Regions from separate parts of the Mus musculus genome. Here region 2 is linked to region 1. A link is a loop called in an ENCODE intact Hi-C map of the cell type or tissue named here. Cell type or tissue: heart. All regions are shown on one strand.

Region 1 (8,000 bases):
AGTCTGGCACTTAGAAATGTTTTCCAAACTGATACTCCTTTCAGAAGTTCTGTTAATAAAGCTCACGTGGGCTTTTAATTTTCAACAAGATCTACTTCCTTTTTCTTCCCTATTAATTTAGCAAGTATATTTAAAAAAAATAAAGTTTCCAATGTGTAGCAATGAGAGTCTTATCACAGAATAGCTATTGTTGTGTAGGCTAATTGAACGCCCTTCTAATTATAATAGAGCAAAGTGCGTCAGGTTTTAGAGAAAAACGTTAGGTTACACAGCGAGGCTTTCTCAGTGTTCCACGAAGGGCACCCCAAAAGATAGGCAACAGAGACTATCCTAAAACAAAAGGTCACCGTTTTCCTAGGAACAAACCATTTATCAATAGAAAATAATTGTCTTGCCATCTGCAAGGGATCCAGAGCAACAGACAAAGGTTTTTGGTTCACATAATTACAGAACAGTCAAAGTTCGGCCGCACAGCCTGATCCCTCCTTCCAGTTTGCACCCTTTACAATTCCCATTGCCCTTTGGGCCTCGGCTTGGAAGCAAAAAGGAAGACAGGCTGCAGTTTTCTCAATTGAGCTGAAGCTAAGAAACCTTTGATATGCTAATCGCCCCCTTCAAACGGTAAGAATTCACACTTGCATTAATTCAAACAATTTGTGCAGCTTGTGAAATGGCACCTCTTTTACAGCGGAGCAACAAAAGGGGAGATGCGAGCTGTCTGAAGGAACTCAACAACAGAGCATGCGTTTCTGGGGATTCCATCACGCACCAGTTTACTGGACGGTGCAGGGAGGTAAGACAAAGTTCGAAAACACAACCGAACTTAAGCAGATTTTCTTAGGAGTCTCTAAGGATATTCAGTAAGCATCAAAGGACACTACATTTATAGTTACCTTTGGCTAGGCTCGAGACAGTTCTATCCAACCTTGATGCTGTCACGGTCACCCCCAAAAAACTTCTGTATTTCTGTGGACGAATTAGTACCTCTTTAGCGCCTGCTTCTTAAGGTTACCCGCCATGGACCCTGACTTTGCAAGGGAACTCCCAGCAGGCAATCATTGCAAACGGGCGTGCCTTCCTTCAAGGTTAGAGCTAGAGGTATGCAGCGTCAATTTGGAGGGGCAGGCTCAAGACTTAGACTGCAGAGGGAGAAATGAATGAACCAACTGCTGGGAACGCGACACCTCTGGAGATGGGGAGCCAGCAAAGGGAACTAGCGCCGGGAAAATGCAGAAGATAAAGCAGCGGGGCAAGTGGGGGGGTGCACGGGGAGGGGGGGAGCTCCTTGGAAACCTGGAAACCTGGTCTTTGTAACAGCAACCATCTGGTTGGTGCTGAGGCTCAGGCGCGCCCAGGCTGCATGGAGAAGCTAAGCAGCCTGACACCTTTCGTGAAGCAGGAGGAAAACATTTCCTCCGTCTGAGTCTGAGAAAGCACGGTTTGTATCTGGAGGAACGGAATGAAGGGGCCAGGAAAGGGGGAAAGGGAGAAAAGAGGAAAGGAGGGAGGAGGAGGAGTCCCCGCACGCCAGGGAAGGGCTATGCTGGGCAGCGCAGGACGCTGCTTTTAGAGGACAGGCTGGACCGAGGGCTCCAAAACACCCAGGCACACGCACGAGCCTCGGCCTCTGCTCGCAGACAGTCCCGCACTCGCTAAGGCCTCCAGCCCTTTCTTCTAACCCAAACCCTGCAGTTCAACGAAAGGAAAAAACTTTGCTGGTCCCAAGTGCAAGAGTCCCGCATACTAGGGACTCCTTCTCGCTGAGGATCTCCCCCGTCCGTGTGGCGGAGTCTCGGATCCAGAAGCCCACGCCCGCGACCCCAAAGGTCCCCCTAGCCTCGCGCTCCTCCCACGACTCCTTCTCCCGGTTGCTTTCAACCTGAGGCTCGCGCCAGACCCAGCAGAATCCCCACCCCAAAGGCAGCCCGGAGCCCACGCCCCTTAACTTCTGCTGCAGGCCCAGCGCGGCCCGCTGCTGCCCTCTCACTGCGGGTCCGGGAGCTTCTCTGCCCTAGCTCTGGCCCGCCTAGTCCCAGGGCCCCGCCACCCTCGGGCTCTGCGCCCCGCTCCCCTGGCCCCGGCAGCCCACCGCCCCTGATCGAGGCCAGCCTCTGAACCCGCGCGGCCACATCTGGCTGTGTTTTGCTCTCAACCTCGCCTCTCAGCACTACCTGACCAACAAGAAACGACGGCCCGCAACAACTCATCCAAGCCCTCCCCCACTGCCCCCTTCCCAGGGACTCGCTCTCAGCCACAACCCAGGGACTAGTCCCCGCCAAGCCAGGGGCCCAACACCTGGAGCGGGACAACCTCGAGTACGCACTGGACAGTCCCATCCCCAGCTCTACTGCGTGAAGGACCAAGGGCACCTTCCGGTCCCTATTAAGATTTTTAAGAATCGCCCCCCCACCACCACCACCTTTAAAATAAAAAGCAGGGTTAGTCTGGAGCTGGGTCGCAGACCTGAGCTCCCGCCTTCTCGGTCCCCAGCAGCCAGCCTGATTCCCGAGAGCGTGACAATAGCCGCACGCGGCCCGGCTAGCCGGCTGCACCGCACAGAGTTCTGCGGATCGATGTCGGCGGGAAGGGTTGCGCACGAGTGGCCAGCGCGGGTCTGTCCCCGCGACACGGCCAACCTCCGAACCGTCAGCCCCATCGGGAGGTGCCCAGCAAACAGGTCTCCGAAGCCAACACACAGGCACATTGTTGGCGCTTACCTCGGTGTGCGAGCGCGCCCCGGGGGAGGGCCAATCTGGCGCGGGGAGCCGCGCGGGGACACGGGCGCGAAGGAAGGGCCGAGGCGACCGGCGCGGGGTGCTCCTGCTGGCTGAGCGCGCGCGGGGAGGCGGCGGCTGGCGGGCCGGACACGGCGCCGCGCGGCTCTTCGGCGTGTCCTCCGACTCGAGTCTCCACCGCCGTCAGCCGCCGAGTCCAGCCAAGCAGCCCAGCGGCCCGGGCGGCTGCCGGGGGGCTAAGTCAACATCTTCCCGCAGTTTCCCACACGCCGTTCCGCGACCCTGGGGGCTTTGCCCACACACGCGCGCGCCTACCGCTGCACGCTCCCTCCGGAGCCGGAAAAAAAAATCAAAAATCAAAACCAAAAGATGCGGGGGATGAGAGAGCAAGGCTGGCGGAGGTGCGCCGACTCCGGAGTCCCCTAGCCGCGGCGGGAGTACGGCCGCCGGGGAGCGAGGCCAAGTCCGTCAGTCAGTCCGGAGGAGCCCGGTGCGCGCGGGCAGCGGCGGCAGGACCTGCATCCGGCGCACGCGCCGCCCCTGCGGCCTGGGGCACGACTCTGCCGCCAGCCCTTCCTCACATGTCGGGTCTCCCGGGCTGGGGGGCGGGAGAGGGGGCGCCCGGCGGATGCAGGAGGTGAGGAACTCGGGTTCGGGGAGAGCGACGGGAGGAGCGAGGAGGAGCAGCGCCGCTGCACAGCCGCGGAGGGAGGCCGGTCCCCTCAACAATCGCTAAGAATCCTCCGGTAAGCTCCCGATGGCGCTCGGGCACCTCTGCGTGCGGGTGCGCGCGCGCGTGTGTGTGTGTGTGTGTGCAAGTGTGTGTGCCTGTGAGTGCGAGTGTGTGTGAGCGTGTGTGAGCCGGGAGAGAGTGAGAGCTAGAGAAGAGCAGGGAGAGCAGGGAGCGAGAGGCGGGGAGCCCGAAGTCCTGACACGGACTCAGCTAGGGCTGAACTGGAGTCACCTCCTGCCTCCTCCTCCTCCTCGTCGTCGTCAGTCCCCACCCCCAGCCCCCTCAGCCCAGGACTGCTAATCATATAAACATATGAGCGCGGACCGCGGCGCAGCATCCGTCTCTCCCTCCCTCGTTTGCCAGCCAAGAGGCTTGTGCAAACTCCAAAGAAGAGAGGCAGCTGAGTACAAAACGCGGAGCAGATAATCTAGAACTCATTGCGCCCAATGGCCATTTTCCACTCCATTGGAGCAGCTGCGGCAGCGGGGCGCCCGAGCGCAGGGAAGGAGCAGGAGGAGGAGGAGCAAAGGGGACACACTTACAAGCGATCTAGCCTTTCGGGTGGCGGTGGCGACGGCCGAGCAGCCGCCCCAAAACTGGCCGGCCGGGGCTCGGCCCGGTGGGGCGGCCGCAGGGCTTTCCGGGAGGCGCTGGTGGCGGTGGCGGTGGCGGCGGGGGACGCGCGCACGGCCGCGGAACGCGCCCCAGAGGCGCCCGCGCAGGCTCGCGCCCCTCCCCTCTCCTCCCCCTAGCAGTCGTCTGGCGTACCTTCCCCAAACACCCCCAGCCAGGTCCGGGGGTTCCTTATCCAGCATTCACCCTCTGCACCCCGCCCCCTCCCCTCCCCCGAACTCCACTCACTGCGCGCCCGCTGCACGCTCTGCAGCCCGGGCGCACACACGCACTTTCCAAACATCGCTTTTATTTTGGGATCCCGGTGCAGGAGGGGATCCGGGAGAGATCGCGTTCCGGCCACCGGGGGCCGGGCTTGGGGCCTGCAGCTTGAGACCCCGCTCCCTGTCCCTCTTCCCCTCCAGGCCCAGGAGCTCCCTCCTAGCTAGGACTGCGCCCAGGCGCTCTGGATGCTTGTTTTACCCACCCCGTCTCCAGGTTTTCTCTGCTCCGCGTGCCCCGAGCCGGAGGCCCCGAAACTTTTAGTTTCCGCAGCCCTCCTTTTGTGTGACTGCTCGCAGGAGAAAGGAGGTCTGTTCGCCGCGGCTGCCTCCGTCCGGCGGCGGCGCGCAGGGGACGCTCCAGGGCTAAGGCGTCTTTGATACCTGAGATTTCCGGCGCGCTCGTTAACGAAAGTTACATTTTTTTTTTTAATTGCGATGAGTTTTTCTTTGTAGTTACATAGAGCTAGCTAAACTTTGACTTTATTGACTATATTTCACAAGAGCGTTCTGTTTGTTTTTGATTAAACTCACCAGGATATGCAACGGAAGGAAAGGGGAAAGGAGACTGCAAGGCTTTGCTTACTAGAACAGTCACCGTCCGCTTAGGTCTGCTTCCCTCTTTTCCTTATATTGAAACCTCTCACGTCCTCTCGAAACCTGTCTCTGCCCCTCACTGCTGACAGTGTCAGCAAACGACAGAAACAAGCTGAAAGGACCAGACTACAACAGTATTATGCCAGGAGAAAATAAATAAATAAATAAACGTTTAAAAACTAGGTAAACATCTGCTGTCCAGGAGGCAAATAAATAAATAAATAAAATTTGTAATTTTTTTTAATTATAAGATTTCTGAGCAGAATGCAGTTTCTCAATGTGTTCCTGAACTACCGAGTGAGCTAATGAATGCAGCCATTTGTCTTCGAGAGGCTAATTCTCCCAGGTTTGAGACCTATGGAGAAGTGGGTGAAACTTGAGCTTGTTTGCTTTCAGAAACAATATGTACTTTTTTTTACTGCGGATAAGCTGCAGTCACCACACTTCGGAAATCATTCCAAACAATGTTATTAAAATGTCAACAGGAGATTGCTCCGAAGACTCGAAGATTCTGAATATCAATTAGCATTTGCATTTTGTCACAAAGCCAAATGTTTGCAGCACTAAAATCATTCAAATACTGGTCAAATGCGTTCTTGACTGGAGAAACCCCCGAAGTTAAATGTGCATATATCCAAATCACTGACACATTAGCATCTCAGATTAGAAAGAGATTCTCCTGTGACCCCGTTTCCTCTACTGGATGAAGGGTTCTGTTGGGGGGTCCCCATCCAAGAGTCTCTGTGTCTTAAAGGAAAGACACTCTTCACTTGGAGTTTCTTAGATACATCAGTTCAAATACCATCCATGCAGAGTTAAAATAGCCTGGGAAATACACACCTTTGCAGAGCTCGTGCAAAACATTACAGTGTGCTTTGATTTTCTACTAGTCAAAAGCTATACAAGGCACTGGTCCACCTAGGAAAGTTAAGTCAGCCTACTTAAAGTAGCTGAAAAGAAGGCAGACAAATGCTTTTCAGACATCAAAGAGCGTTAATATCACATTCTCCTCTTTTTAAAATAATGTTTTATTTGTGAGTGTAAAACACAGTATGTCAAACTACTAATAATTTGCATTTGCCAAAAAAATTTAGCCAGTTCTTTTGTTCAGCTTTGAAGGTTTTCATTCATCTGGCCTGATTCACAGGAAGCCCCAGTGAGTGCACAGACCCGTCTAATCCTATTTTCTTTGGGGAAGCAAAACTTAGCCTGAAGTTTTTATTTAGTGAGCTTAGAGAGTAATCAATAGACATTTTTGCCTGAATTAAGCTGGCCATATGTTGGCTCGTTTATTTAATTCTCTCAGAAAGAATCTCTCAAAGAAACCACTGTCTACATTTCATAGGTCTGATACTCTTTGATGCCCAAGACATAAAGTGAGTCACTCTCCACTATGTTTCTAAGGAGACAACATCACACACACACACACACACACACACACACACACACACACACACACACACTTAAAAGCAGGAAAACTTGCCAAAAGTGAGTTAACACTCTAGGGACTATAAAATGACCCATAAGAATTTCCAATCTTGATTCAATAGGGTGTGTATTTTCTATAGCTCAAAGGTTCAAAATGTTTTCACCCTAAGAATGTTAACTTGCTAACACACACACACACCTAGCAATGTATCTACACACACACATACACACACACACCTAGCAATGTATCTACTTTAAGATGTCTTAAATATTTAGGAATTTCAATCTTTCTTCTTCATATACCATACGAAAGAATTGTCAAGAACGATCAAGTCAATTGAAATGTTCAAGATGAAACTGTTAGCCAGAGCCCTGACATTAGAAGGGAACAGTAATGGGATACACTCCACAGAGCCTACTAGCATCCAGAAAACATAATGTACCTGATATTTCACGACTATTCAAAACACAATCTATAGCAACACAGGTGTGATGGTAGTAGAGAACCGTGAGTGAGGTGTTAGCGTCTACAGATGTGAGCAGCACCAGAAACCTGGAGCCTTCTTCCAACCCAGTGCGCGCAACTACTCAATTTAGAGTATTATTTAAGTAATGGCGAAATCATTGACTTCCCCATCATACTCGCTAATTGTTTTTGTTTTTAATAGATTCTACAAAGGACAAAGAAACACCCATTTCCATTTGTTTTATGTTAAATCAACATCTAACCACTCATGGTGGTTTCATTCAAAGCAAACAGAAGGAACTCATTAGCTCATGTGGTGGGAGAGATTGATGGGCCTCAAATGTCTTACCATACATGTTTTCCCAACTGTAGAAACGCATGTTTTTAATTTAAACAACCTCAAGAAACTAGAGATTATTCTATTCAATAGGTTCGTGTATTTCTAATACCAAAATCAGGTTAACTTTCAAAGCTGTTTGCCATCCGTGTATCTGTGTTTACAGGGATGCGACCAGGTACTTGTCTAAAGAGAAGTCTGGATAGTAACAGTTTAGGTAACAAGCTAAAGGATTTGAAGAAATATGAAGATGGTCATAGCAGCAAAATATTGTGATTGGTATAAGCCAGTAAATCCAACTGGTGGCTTCTTCCCTGTCCTGCTGGGAGCAAACTTGAATATAAATAAAGTCTAAAAGGGGCAGCAGCACAGGGCTTCAGTGGAAAAGATGCTGGTACTTGCCTGTGGGTGAAGCAACCTGGTGACTCTGAACTACACTGCTGAAGAGAACAGTCTCAGACGGACCGTTGGATCTGCCGTAAAGAACACATTATTTTTACCTCAGAAGTAGAAAAAAAAGTATGGAATAAAGCAGGCATAGTGGTGACACCTTTAATACCAGCACTTGCAAGGCAGAGGCAGCCAGATCTCTGTGAGTTCAAGGCCAGCATAGTCTACACAGAGCTATATAGTAAGATCTTTGTCTCAAAAGAGAACAAAACAAACAAAGAAAATGTATGGAAAAGGTTGCTGTAAAAGGTGGGCCTCCTGCTCTGGAAAGTCCTCTGCCAGAACCCTCTAGAGCAGCTCCAAGTGGTAAGAGTCACAGGTTTAAAAAGAGCCAGTTGAAAGTTGCTAGCTTTTTTTTCCC
Region 2 (8,000 bases), 120 kb after region 1:
ACCTGGAGGTCTTCTCCACACTAATGAGGTATCTAGACAGCTCTGAGCATTTTGTTTTCTGAGTACTCCTTCCCACAGAAGGTATTTAATCCGCCCAGGTCACCCCGAATAAAACGTATGCACTTATATCCACCATCAGAAAACAAAACAAAACAAAACAAAACAAAACAAAACAAACAAACAAAACCCCGGGATGTACAAGCAAAGGATTGCCTCAAAGACATGCTTCATTATGGATTGCCACAAGGAAGACCTTCAACTAAAGAGCTGCACCTAAGACTCCTGAGGAAGGCTTTCTCCTCTCCAGCCCCTCTGGTATTCTCAGCACTCACTCTCAGTCAGCCCTTGGTTCTCTAGTCCCAGACTCTGGCTCCTCTCCTGCCTGGCATTGACTGCTCGAGGGATAGGGTGAACCCCCGACTCTAGTTCCTGACTCCCAGCGGTATGGGGGGTACAGGCTGGGTACCCAGAGAGAAGAAGACCAAGAACCACAGCATTTGTCCCAGATCCTGCTGTTCCTCTTCAGGTCCAGCAAAGGTGAAGGAAGAGACAGACAGTGGACGCCCCCCTCCCATCCTGAACCCCTGTTCTGGGCCTTGCTCTGAGGAAAGGTTGGTTGCAGTATGACAATATGCATCTGTGTATTGACATAATGGTATAAAATGAAATAATGGAAATTCTTCCGGGACAGTGAAAGGGACTTTGCAGTGGTGGGACTATAGAGTAGCAGAGTACAAGTGTTCTGAAGGGGGAAATAGGGGAAATGGGGCTCTAGTTAGAGAAGAAGGGGGAAGATAAATATAGAGGGAAGGCAAACAGAAGGAAGAATGTCAGGAAAGGTCATAAGGAGTTACACTATTAACTACCCAGATAAATAGTTTGAATAGCATGTTCTCATCTAGGGTGGTAATATCCCTCCAAGCCACAGACAAACCCTACCACCAGGCAAGAGAAACTGTTTTGAATTGTTCAGCATTGCCTAAGGGACTTCACAAACTTTACAGGTGACAGCTGTTGCTCTTGGTTACCACCCAGAGGCAGAAGTAAAAATCATCATTTCTAAAGACACCACTGCAGTCACAGGACCCAGAAAGCTCCTGCCTGCGGTCGGCCATACACATCTTTCTCCCTAAGGAGGAGCTTCCATGGTATCAGAAGGTACCATGCAACCTTCCAAAGGTGGGAGGCAGCAAACAGGCCTACGCAGCTATGATGCCTGTGAGCAGCATCAAGGACCATCATGGTGCAATAACCGTGAGGGTGCAGCAGTGGCATGCATACCTTGGTGGTAACCAACAGCTCTGTAATTGGACTTATGATCTGCTCAACAGGAGGGAATACTTTTCTGGTGTTGAAAACCAAGTCAACTACCCAGGGCTAGCGAAACCATTGGGATGTTGGAGAAGAGCCTACAACTGATACTTCACTAAGCCAGCACAACCCCCAACTTCAGTCTAAACATTTGTTCTTAAACACAGAACTGTAGCTGTCATCTGCCATCAAAGAACCGTCTCTGCAACAAGAGAGACCACTGTGGAAAACCCTAACTGATCAAATGTAGAATTGTGGGATCCACTCCAATATTAAATGGTCAGTGCTGAAAAGAGACAGATTGTACTGTGTATTTAGAAACGAGCACACACACACACACACACACACACACACACACACACACACACAGACACAGACACACAGACACACACACACACACACACAGACACAGACACAGACACAGACACACACACACTCAGTACCACCACCACCAAGAACAACAATTAAAGATAAAGGGACCATTGGTTTGAAAGAGAGCATAAGAAGAAGCAGGGGAGAGGTTGGAGGTAGGAAAGGAATTAATGAAATTATAGCCCTGGCTGTCCTGGAACTCATTTTGTAGACCAGGCTGTCCTTGAACTCAGAAATCCACCTGCCTCTGCCTCCCGAGTCCTGGAATTAAAGGCGTGTGCCACCACGCCCGGCTGGCTCTTGTTTTAAAAACATGTTTTCTTAAGCCACACATCATTAGACGTGACACTCTGCTTTTTCTGATAAGTACTGATTTCACAGCTCATTGGTTAATACTCAAAAGGAGCCATTGAGGAGTACGTTTTACACATTCTAATATGATAAATTCGGTTTCAGGGCATTCAATTAGAAAGCAGAGAATCAGTGTGACCCACTGACAGGTAAGGGAGGAAAACTGTGATGCCATTTACAAGCCACGAGGTCCTCAGGAAGTGATACTTAGGAGGAGACGTTTGGTGATACGGCGGGCGCTCTGCATAGACCTGCACATCCTGTGGTCCAGGGTTTAAGTCAGCATCCTTACTATGAAGACTGAAAACAACCAGTTATCTTGGCTGGGTTCTCGAGTAAGAACAGAATCTAGAATTTATCAGGAGAGCGCAACTACTAACAAATCCCTACATAATCATTCTTTTCTGAGTTCATTTTTCATTTCCATTGCTTTTATCGTGGGCTATATTGGGGATAAGTGAAACAAAGAATCATTGTTGAATTCTCAAAAATCTCACTAGAGGGACCTCAGGGTCCTGCAGGCTCTGCTGGCAAAATTTCTTCTATGCAATCATGAGGGCTCGAGTTTGGACCCCCAGAAGTCATATGAAAGCCCTGTGTAGTGGTATAAATTATAGTCCTAGTGCAGGTGCTAGGGACAGAGACCTCACTGACCACCAGCCTGGCAAAATCAGTAACCTTCAGGTGCAGAGAGAGTGTCCTTAAAAATAAGGTAAAAGGTGATGGAACAAAACACCCAAAGTCAAACTCTGGCCTGTCTATATATGTTCACATACACATACCCCACATACATGTAAGCATACACACTACATGTGTGTGGACACACAATATGCTAGGATGCATTGATTCCATGAGCTGCATATCAGCAGAGAAATTTAAAGGGCATTATTTTATACACCAACAGATAATAAGACATGGATAAATACTAAAGACTAGACTCTGGTCTGTAGTCACACTGAGTAAGAGTGTTCCTGTCAGCAGCCTCTCTCAGGACTCAACGTGCCTCTTCACTTGCTGTTATTTTTGCTTCTGTGCATTGTGAGCCACTGAACTATCCTAGAAGCAGTAACATAAGGACCAAATAATCAGCCAAGTAAGAACCAATCTATTATTGAAAATAATGTCGTAACACAGCTACAGAAGATATAATGATTATTATAGGTTTTATTTAACCTTGCAGTTTTGAAGCATTAAATATTTTGGGGATAGCCCATGATTTTTGGCCTTATTCATAAGACATTTTTTCCCCACATTACCTAAGAAAGTACTGAAACAGAGATATCCCATTGTGGTTACCTATGAACGCATGCAGAATGTATGTGAGATTTTCCTACAGGCAATGCTTTCCCTGGTCGCACACACACACAGACTTCCTTAAACTGACTCAGATCTGGCAGACGTGAGAGCTGGGAGCCTGGTGCCCAGAGATGAGTGAGCCGAAATGGAGCATCTCAGATGATGTTGTAGCTGGACAGGTCCATTAGATTATCATATGCCCTAAGCCTCAGTCTGTTTGAGCTGCTATAACAAAATGCCTTAGACTGTGCAGCTTATAAGCTTATAAACAGCAGCCATTTATTTTTCATAGTAGTTGAGATTGGGAAATCCAAGATGAAAGTGCTGACAGGCTTGGTGTCTGAGGAAGATTCACGCTGCTCTTTAGAGACGTGTGCTTCCGGCGTCCTCATACAGACAAAGGGACAAACAAACACTTGTGGCTCTTTTATAAAGGCAATAATGCCTTTCTTGAGGGCCTTACTCTCTGACTTAATTGCCTTCTCAAAGGTAATGGTCACACGGGGGACTGGGTTTCGACCTACAAGTTCTTCAGGGCCACAGACTCTCAAACCACAGCCCTGTGCAATAAAACCAGGCTGGGTCCCTGGTTTATGTTAGCGCTCCCTCCCTAATAAACATGTGTAACTCTCTGAACAGTTTAAAATTACATAGGCTGAGTGGCCCAGATCCCAGCAGGCTGCTTTGCAATCCCTGTGGCAGAAGAGGATTCAGGGGTTAGGATGCCCAGAGCTCGTTCAAAAATGTTGTAATAGATCGAGCTATACAGTGGAAACAATGGCTAACGATGCCTGAAAGCCAGACATCAGGTCTGCAGTGGGTTATCCTACTAGTAGTGTTTAAAGGTACAACAGTGCCTCTTAGTACAGGAGTCAGAAAGACCCAGTAGCTTGCCAGATAACACAGCTCGTGAGAAGCAGACAGGCATCTGAACTTCGGCCCATCCGAATTTAGAATCTGAGCCAGATGATAGGATCTTGACTTCTGTCACCCATTGTCTGTGTGAACGTAGACTTCCTGTGTTCGGAGAGGTAGCCGTCTATGTTTGTTTATATCTTTAAAATGTAGAGAGTGCCTGTGTCGGGGAATGGGCAGAATTGATCAAATGTTTGAGACAGGATAATTTAAATGCTGAATATTGCATCCTTCCTCCATAGACCTGCCTCAGATAAGTAGCTGCTCAGCCCTGCCTGAGCTAGATATTCAAGACAGACGATTTCCCTTCCCACCAGACACTGGAGACCCAGTGAAAGAGAGACAATTGTCATTTACTGTGGGAATGCATTTCGACATTTTTCTCAATGTGTAAAAGAAATGAAAAGGGGATACTCTGTTTGAAGGGCTGTGGGTGTGTGTGAAGACAAGGGTCCACCCACTCAGCCTCTCCCAGTTGTGTCCAGCAGCCAGGAGTCACCTTCTCTGAGCTCTGAAAACAGTCTGAGCAATCTCAGGTGGGGGTCGGGGAACTTCCACACAGTATCTTGATTCCTGCAGTAGATGCAGTTATGTGCACAAGAGGTGGCCCACGTGTGACAAGAAGCACTAAGGACATGTCCATTCAGGCAGAAGCAGATGACAGTTGCCCTTTCATGGAAGAAGAGAAGGAAAGGTCAAGACTGGGGTCACGCAGAAGGCGACCTTTTACCTCCATGAGAATTTCAGGCAGCTGAGATCACTGCTGAGGAGGACGGAGAGGAATGAACTGTTTTCAGAGGCGAGGTGAGACATAAGAAAGGAAGGAAACAAGGAAAGACCGGGAGGCACTTGGGGCAACCGTGGGTAGCCAGCCTGGACTCTAATTTGGAGTCCAGGGGAACGGAGAATAGGTGAGACGAGCCTGGAAACCAGACACAGTGACGGTCTCCTCCAACAAGCAAGGGCTGTGTACTCAGACCTGTGGGTTGAATTCTTGGTTGGCCACTCATTAGCTCCGGGAACAGGGACACCCGATGTAACCTCAGAGCCTGTGTCCCTTGCTTGGAAATGGCAAGGGTAAGAATGATATTCAAAATAAGGAAACGAGCAGAGAGGCACTTATTGAGCAACCACAGATGTTAAGAGACGGATGCAGGAGAGGCGGACAGACCCACCTGCTGAGTCACTTGTCACAAGGTTGATAAGATAGGGATTGGAAAGAATCCAGACTTTCTGGTTCTAGAGCCTCCCTCATTATCACATGGCTACCCCAGAGTGTGTTGAGAATCAAATAACACCTATCACCTGCCTCACCCTAAGTCAGGCTCCAAGGAAGGACACTGTTGAACTAATACTAGCACAGAAAAGGAGGGGGGAGGGGAAGGAGCCGTGAGCGAACCTTGAAAGTCCTCCATACGCAGAAGCTCTGACATTTGTAGTTAGTTCACTGGGACACTCGAGGTTACAACAGGCCCGAGGTCTGGTCAGAGCCGGGACTTAAGAAAGATTCATCTGTTAAAAAGGCTCAGCTTAAAAGGGCCGGTAGTGAGTGGAGACCAATTAGACTTTTACTGCAGCCGTCATTATATGAACCCCAGAACACAAAGTGGGGGTGGAGAAGGAAAGAGGCAGACAGATGTAAAGCCTTCATCCAGCTCACCGTGGACAGTGAAGCCAGCACGTGAGTCAAGGTTTGAGGCTGGGTGAGTGGGAACACAGCTGATGTCATTAATGTTACTCCAAAAACCAAGGAAAGAAGTTGGACCTTGAGGGGACGGAGGGTGACTGCACGGTTACAGGCTGAGTTTAAGGTAAGGACATGTCACTCAGGTGGAAACATTTAGCAGATGGTTAGTTTAACAGAGAGAAAACACGCTCTGTGATAAATATATCTCTCCCGCAAAACAGCTTTACTGAGTAAGTATTTTGAGTCTCCTGACACATATTAACAAATTCTTTGCACACACTTCCCTCCCAATGTTGCAAATGAAATGCTTCAATAATTATGAATTAAAAGTAACTCCCCTCTTCACCCCAATGTTCCGGGAGGTGTTTGGTGTCTCCTGTGGTAGGTCACTTCCCATTTTGGACACCGTGGCTGTAACCTCTGTCCCTTTTCTGTGTGAGGAAGCTATGTGTTTGAAACAAAAAGATTGTCTAATGGCTCCACCAGCAAACGAATTTTCCTCTTTGTCACGCCTCTTGATAGAGTCCTAACAAAAGGGGGGGTGTCTGGAAGACTTGCTATTCTATAAACTTTCACCAATAAGCAAAAAGGTCTCCACATAAGGTTTTGATGTAGCACTGTTAGCAAAGATGACGGCAACCGAAATGCTCAAAAGTGGAAGAAACACAGAATGCTTGTTTTTCTGTGCAAGAACTCAAAGTAATCCTTGATGCACCCGATGAGGTGGAGGGATCTTTAAGATACACTAGATTACAAAGGGAGACCAGTTGTGAGACGGGCATCTTGACGAAGAGGATCTGATTGGCAGTGAAGTGGGCTGAGGAGCTGCTAAGCAAACAACGACCTGATGTCTAAGCATGACTTGAGTTCAAATCTCCAGAATTTACATCAAGCTTGTGTAGTAGCAGCACTTGTGCTTCTGTTTCCGATGGCAGGGACAGGAAGATCCCCAGACTCTTGAAGGCCAGCTAGCCTGTCACGCGCAGCAGAAAACAACAAAGGAATCCTGCTTCAAACAAGCTAGACACCCAGAATCTACTCCCAAGGTTGCCCCCTGACTATCACATGTGTGCTATGGCAAGTGTATATCTGCACTCTTACGCACTCTCATGCATATACATGTATGGACACACATGCACACACATGTGCACACACCTATACACACACACACACACACAAACATTTTTAATCTCAAATACATACATACATACATACATGGTCATTCATCCATCCATCTTTACATTTGGCATTGAGTTGGAATGAGTAAGCCTCTAACAGAATTATCCGGCTAAGTCTCCTCACACTATTAATTTCTAGTAGTTACAGAGAACGGAGAAAAGCATTGGACAACACCAAGCGAAAAGAGTCAATAAAACCCAGACTGAAGTATCTACTCAAGACAAGTAATTCATTGTCACTAACAAATTTGCAATAGAGAAAGGACTGGATGGAAACGAGGACGTGAAGTAACAAGACCACAGCAAAACCAAGCTCTATTGCCCACGGCTGCCCGTGGAGTGATAGGGAAGAAGGAGAACATGGTGTTGGAAGGAAAATAATGAGACCCATGGGTCAAGAGCACATCAGGATGAAAACTAAGTTGTTTATTGTTATTAGTGAAGTTCTATGTATGAGATGAAATAATGTACTATAATTATATAGTTTATATACTTTTCAGTTGTCTACAAAGTCTAGTGTTATCCACAGGTATCCAATGATGTTGTGCTGTGAAATGGAAGCAAGAATAGGTTTTCATTTTTATTGTGTTCTATATGATTCTATCCTTTTACAATAATGTGACCATCTGGGGCAGTGGTGGCACACGCCTTTAATCCCAGCACTTGGGAGGCAGAGGCAGGCAGATTTCTGAGATTGAGGCCAGCCTGGTTTACAGAGTAAGTTTGAAGACAGCCAGGGCAACACAGAGAAACTCTGTCTCGAAGAAGCCAAAAAAAAAAAAAAAATCACCTATTATTTCTGGAATTAAATGTAAGATTAAAAGGGAAACGGAAAAATAGCAAGCCAGTGTGCACAGAGTGATTTGGTCATTTCTGTTCAAGGCTGGAGA

What was found. Hi-C counts contacts between places; a loop is a spot of excess contacts. Peaks named below come from ENCODE experiments on the same cell type or tissue, not always from the same donor. Only the 100,000 strongest peaks of a DNase experiment are listed, where the experiment ranks them.
Region 2: it touches region 1 in a loop (2.2-fold over the local background); 2 of 42 quality-filtered maps call a loop at or near these places.

Annotation. Positions count from the first base shown.
Region 1 is chr3:148,985,873-148,993,872 of GRCm38, forward strand. It overlaps a transcript of Adgrl2 not described here. Among named protein-coding and RNA genes, the nearest start is that of Gm30827, 9.0 kb to the right of the region's middle. In heart, CTCF peaks have their summits at 1,972 and 4,706; DNase peaks (open chromatin) are centred at 1,939, 3,719, 4,399, 4,629 and 1 weaker place; H3K4me3 peaks cover 5,550 bases; H3K27ac peaks cover 5,125 bases.
Region 2 is chr3:149,106,765-149,114,764 of GRCm38, forward strand. No RefSeq gene overlaps it. Among named protein-coding and RNA genes, the nearest start is that of Gm30575, 32 kb to the left of the region's middle. In heart, no CTCF peak of the experiment used is centred here; a DNase peak (open chromatin) is centred at 4,967; H3K4me3 peaks cover 455 bases; H3K27ac peaks cover 991 bases; H3K27me3 peaks cover 1,210 bases.